Linked DNA regions of Homo sapiens: region 2 is linked to region 1. Evidence: chromatin loops called from intact Hi-C (ENCODE). Cell type or tissue: A673. All regions are shown on one strand. Each heading gives the region's core, and the rest is flanking DNA. Links, peaks and the distances in the headings are about the cores only.

Region 1 (2,913 bases), core at 132-2,631:
GTGGAAGTGCCAAGGATCACCTTGACTTGTGCTTCCTTTTCTCATTCTCATGAGGTGGGTGGAGCATGTGCAGCGGCATGATCTCCTGCGTGGTCTGATAACATCCGCAAGAGTAATTAGAACGTCAGAGGTTAAAGTCACCGTCCACTGATGGGTTTTCTTGCTCTCTAAAAAACACCCTTTTCACTGTTTTTCTTTGACTTAGCAGCAATCACGCAATAAACTCCATTTCTGCTTCCATTCGTGTTTCCCTTTTACTTGCAGGAAATTTGCTTATAAAGTGTGGAGGGGGAAACTCTTTACCATTTTTGTAAGTTATGCTGTGCTGTTTTGAAAGGGCTTCTTTAGCATCAAGAGATGCCAGCTTGGCTGACATTAAATTAGATAATAATCTTTCCCTGACCCTTCTTCATGCTTGACTCTAAAAAGAATTCAAAAAAGAAGCAATATTTGAAACTATAATTTGCAGTTTATGTCAAGATTAAAGGTCTTGTTATATTGCCTACATAATGTAACAGTTCTTTCTAGAATAGCATTTCGGATTCTCCTAACCATCCTTGAGTTCTACAGCTATTTAGTAATACAGTAACTGCCACACTCAGACAGGCCTAGGAAATGATCTCTAACTAAAGCCATGAGGATAGTAAGGTACTCAGAAAAGAAACTGATCTGCACATTTATGTATACTTTGAGAGTGGCATTTATATGAGTCAGCATTTTGAAAACTCTAGAACAATGGCATTTCCAGTCACCAGTAGTTGAATTTTATGAGGTCCTTTAGCAGTGGAGCATAGAAGAACAAGCAGCTGAGTTCTTACTTTGCATAAACTCAGAAAGATTTTGTTCTTTGGCACTTACTCTGTGTAGAGGTTGGCAAAACAGGCAGGTTTTATCTTTAGCGTAAAATTATCCAGAGTATAAACTGCCTAGAAAAGGGGGATTGTAAATAATCTGTGCCATCATTTCTCCCGCTATATCTAATTGTCTGTGTCACTTCTTGGTTTGAAATGCTCAAACTACCCTTGCAAAAAAAAAAAAATACTAAACTGGCCCTCATCTGACATCCCAGTGAGTTCCCCTCCCAGGACAGACGCACTGGAGCAGTGGCATGTGCAGGGCAAGGGCGCCCTCCCCAGGGCAGCCTGGCCACTGCACGTTCCCGATGGAGAATACACACGGCGACCTTGCAGAACAGCTTGCTGTCACCACCTCAGGGATGAAAGCATTCTCATCCCTTCAGAGAACCAGTTAGACAGCAGCAGCTGGGAAGTTTCTACTCACTTCCCTTTCATGTCAAGACTCTTCCTGAATCCACATGCAGCCTTTACAGTAGTTAGGGCGTAAGGCACAGTGGCTCCCCCGGCCATCTGGCTGCAAGCTGGCGTAAGTTGCCTTTGGACTAACAGCCTATGGCAAGGTGGAGAGTCTGTATTCTTGCACACTGTTCTCTGTAACTGGCTGCTGTAGCAGCCTTCTGACCTGTCCTCCGGGTGCCCCTGCCCCTACTCCACCCCACACATGGTCTGTTCTCCACACACCACCACCACAGTGATCTTTTTCAAAAGAAAGATCGGGCCACTGCCCCGTTCAACCCCTTCAAGGCTCTTGCTTCGTGACACCCTAACATAAAACCTGAAGCCAGTGTGAGGTCCCCAGAGGCCCTCCATTGCACTCCTCTCCCTCACACTCCCTATTTCCTTGAACTTCTTGCTCCCATCTCAATGCTTGTGCACCACCTGCCTGGAGGAGTCCCTCCAAATGTTCCTGTAGCTCCCTCCCCCTTCCACCCAGGCCTGTGCTCAGATTTCACCTTCCCATAGGGGCCCCCCTGGGACCACACTATCTAAAACAGATTCTCTCTCTCTCCGCTGCCCTGCCTTAGTTTTTGTGACAGCACTTATCAGTACCTACTATGACATTACTTGTGGCCTTGTCTATTTTCTCCCTCTTCTGCAAGACGGCAGGGGCCATGAGGACAGGGATCTCCCCTGTCGCTGTCATCATCTCCACTGGGTGGCGAAGAGCATGGACTCTGCGGCCAGCCGGCCTGTGTTCACATCCTGACTCAGCCTACTAGCTATGTCACTCTGAGCAAGATATTTAACCTCTCAGTGCCTAATGCAAACTGCAGATGAAAGTAAGCCCTACTTCATGCGTTGTAGTGAGGATCAAGTACACTAACATATGCAAAGCCCCCGGGATAATGCTAGCACATAGGAAATGTTATGCAAATGCTTGCTGTTATTATCCACAGGATCTAGAACATCCCACATAGAGCTGGCTCTTAGTAAGTTTTCACTGACTAAATAAATGCATGAAGTATGTTCCCTGAGATCATACATCTCAGTGGCAGGGTCTATACCACCAAAATCAGGGTGTCTTTTTGGCCACCCACAGTCTCCCTCCTGAAGGAATGAACCATGAAAGGAATATGGAAATCTGATGGGGATCGTGACATATTAACCCTCATGGAGTTGTGATACTCTTCATATCACGTCTCTCTCCCACTTGAAGATTTGGACTCCAAGCCCCACCCACCCAGGTGCACATGGATCCCAGCTTCACGGTTCCACCAGTGAGGAAGCCCACAGCCACTTTTCCAGCTGCCAGACATGCATGCCATAAAGGCAGTGCTCACACTGAAATCTCACCCACAACACTTACCTGCTCACCCTGCTTTCCACTCATTCTTCAGAGGGTGGCTTCTTCAGTCACGTGAGTCAGCTGTGGTGCTAATGATACCCCTCCACCCCCGCGTCCCATAACCCTAGTAAGTTTTGCTTTTTAAAATAAGTCTCTGGACAAAAATGACCTGGTTTTCTGGGTAGAGAAACCGAGATGCAGGAAAGGTGGAAGCCTTGTCTAAGGCCACATGGCCAGGCGTGAGCTCAGGTCTTCTAGCTCCTTAGAGCA
Region 2 (2,913 bases), core at 285-2,784, 170 kb before region 1:
TGTGTGTGTGTGTGTGTGTGTGTGTGTTTCTGGGGAGTATGCAAATTTCTCATCAGACTCTCAAATAGGAAAAGAAAAGAAAATTAGAAATCATTGCTATAGGCCGGGCGCGGTGGCTCACGCCTGTAATCCCAGCACTTAGGGAGGCCGAGGCGGGCGGATAACGAGGTCAGGAGATTGAGACCATCCTGGCTAACAGGATTTTTAGTCTCTACTAAAAATACAAAAAATTAGCCGGGTGTGGTGGCGGGAACCTATAGGTCCAGCTACTCAGGAGGCTGAGGCAGGAGAATGGCGTGAACCCAGGAGGTGGAGCTTGCAGTGAGCCAAGATCGCGCCACTGCACTCCAGCCTGGGCGACAGAGCGAGACTCTGTCTCATAATAAATAAATAAATAAATAAATAAATAAATAAATAAATAAATAATTGCTATAATGAACTACTATTGATCTTATATAAGATTATATAAAGTTTCTATAAAAACTAAAATATACAGCTAAAGACTAACATTGTATTTAGATGATGTATCTAGTTTAAGAAAACTATCTTACCTTTCAAATTCATTTAAACTAACAAAAGTTTACAATTTTGCAGAGACCTATCCCAGGATGAGTCAGGGAGATGACACAGAAAGCAGATTTTAGGACGAAGCCTCGGAGCGAAGACAATGAAAGTACCCAGTACAGGGTGCATTCTTGGTCAAATAGCAAGAGTGTAGTCTTTTACATTTGTGAGTAGACTGGGGTATCTGGACATATAATTCAACACTATGCGAGTGGCACCGGCTGCTAGCCATTTTTGAGGCTGGCTGGTAAAGAAAACTCCCTTTCACCTACAGCCCACCTGCACCTACCAAGCTCGAAATGTGAAATTAGACCACTCCATCCCTACAAGTAGCATTCGATGATACACACCAGGCAGAGAAATGCAGTTCCTAGCAAGGCGTGAAGTTTACTGTTAAAGAGCATAATTTCTCTGTGAAAATATTTTTGCTATTTTCACACATCACTTCAGCTAGTAGAAAAAAACACCGTCTCTAACTGTAATTATTTGGATTTGGTAAACCTAATGAGGCCCTCTTAGCCTTCAACAACAAATGTAGAATGTAAATGGCAATAATTTTCCTGAGATCTTAGAGAAATGAGATGTAAAGAATATTAATCTGTTTTTCTTTGGATGCTATTATTGGTTCAGGAGCACAAGCTTTTACCCTTGAGAACATCCTCTATTCTCTGTGTATTCCATCTACTAAGATCGAATAACTAGAGAGCTTTCCCATTACCTAATTGTTTTCAGAAATATTAAATTTGAATTAAGAACAAATATTTTGCCTCCATAAATATGACTTTCCCTAGCAACTCATGTAATTGCATAAATGATAGCCTATCTCCCTAAAGGCTTCTAGACATTCAGGAAAGGGAGCAAGCTGACTCTGTCACTTATCACCTACACAAAACAATCAATCCTTCATTGCCTGCTCTGTGAAAACTGAGTTGAGTCCTTGAAATATTTTCCTTTGCCAGCTGGCAAAATGCTAAACTTTGTCAGTAGAGGTCGCTGGAGGGACATGGCAAAGGAAGGTATTCTTACTGGGCACCCTGCACTTCTTTTGCCCAGATCTGCAGTGCAGGTGGCAACACAGCTCCTCCAATGGCCAGCTGCTCTCCTCGGTACCCCATTTGATCATTTTCATAGCATAGTGCTTCCCACAAGACAAGTCTCCCAAATTAACTTTCCCCACACCCAAGAAAGCAGATTTCGGTACATTCCAGAGCGTGGATATCAAGCAATTTCACCAGCATGGCACCACTACTAGCACTTCTGAGCCACTCAGTGAACCACAGCTGCGGGAAGGAGGAAGGGGCTCTTCTCTGGGTCCCCGTCTTAGTCCTAAGGGTAGCAGCTCCTCCTTATAGATAATACTTCTGGACTCTTTCATTACCTCTTACTGGCCAATCCCTGATTACCCAAGTTCTGTGTTGGAGTTTGTAATTCTTTACATTATGCTTTCCTTGATCAAGTTACTGTGCGGTTTCCATATCAGAATTGGACCCTAACAGACACATGTGCTCTTATAGCTGAGAATACCCAACTAGACAAGCAGATAGGTGAGCTGCCATGCAGTTAACAGTGCTAGCTGTCATTTTTTTCAGTGAAAGTTGACAGCCCAGAAAGAGGGAGACATTGCTGTTCTGTGCAGAATCCTGGGTTAGAAAGATCAGGCACAAAAAGAGATAGAGTGGCACCCTTAAGGAGTTGACTAACCAGCTGGAGACACCAGGCACACACAAACTAACATTTCAAGGCAGTGAGTTGCTGAAAGCCCAGTAAGGGTCATGGGCAAAACTGCTACAAGGCAGTGATGAGTCTCAGACTAAGAGCCTAATAGTTTCCATCTTGTCGTAGCCAAAGACTAATTATCTGCAAAAGCCCTGTGCCACAGAAAAAGGGGTCTCTCTCCAAACGGTCCTCCAAATCATGCTTTGCCCTCCAATAATGGGGTATTTCCCAAATCCATGGACTCCTCACTATGACCAGTTGCCTCTCACTTAACTGTCAAGACAGAGGACTACGTAAACATGTGAACAGAGAAAAATAATTTTAAAAAGGAAAAGCTGTTTGAATTTAAGTGTGTCTTTGACAGGGACAATGCTTCCTAAAATATTTTAAAGAAGAGATTAGGGAAACATGGGGACTATAATCTGTCAAAGCCGAATAAAAATGCCTTCAACAAAGCCCCTCCACATGAGGCTATTAAGGAAACCCAATAACCACACGGTGGAGAATAAAACCCTGTCACTCACTGAAAGACAGAAAAGTGATTCAGAGCAGAAAGCAGGAATAAAGAGACAACCATGGGCTCACTACAAGAGTAACAGCGGGGAAGCTTGGAAAGAGAAGCCCAAGAACAGG

The links. A loop is a pair of places that touch in the nucleus more often than their neighbours do. Peaks named below come from ENCODE experiments on the same cell type or tissue, not always from the same donor. Only the 100,000 strongest peaks of a DNase experiment are listed, where the experiment ranks them.
Region 2: a loop joins it to region 1, with 3 times the contacts of the local background. A loop is called at or near these places in 8 of 110 quality-filtered maps.

The regions. Positions count from the first base shown.
Region 1 is chr6:5,213,166-5,216,078 of GRCh38, reverse strand. All of the region lies in intron 2 of LYRM4 (LYR motif containing 4), which reads left to right. All of the region lies in intron 3 of LYRM4-AS1 (LYRM4 antisense RNA 1), which reads right to left. Among named protein-coding and RNA genes, the nearest start is that of LYRM4, 46 kb to the left of the region's middle. In A673, for the core only: CTCF peaks have their summits at 1,134 (motif pointing left) and 2,092; DNase peaks (open chromatin) are centred at 738 and 1,188; H3K27ac peaks cover 2,247 bases.
Region 2 is chr6:5,378,485-5,381,397 of GRCh38, reverse strand. All of the region lies in intron 2 of FARS2 (phenylalanyl-tRNA synthetase 2, mitochondrial), which reads right to left. Among named protein-coding and RNA genes, the nearest start is that of FARS2-AS1, 78 kb to the left of the region's middle. RefSeq lists an enhancer at 1,718-1,817. In A673, for the core only: a CTCF peak has its summit at 1,539 (motif pointing right); a DNase peak (open chromatin) is centred at 1,567.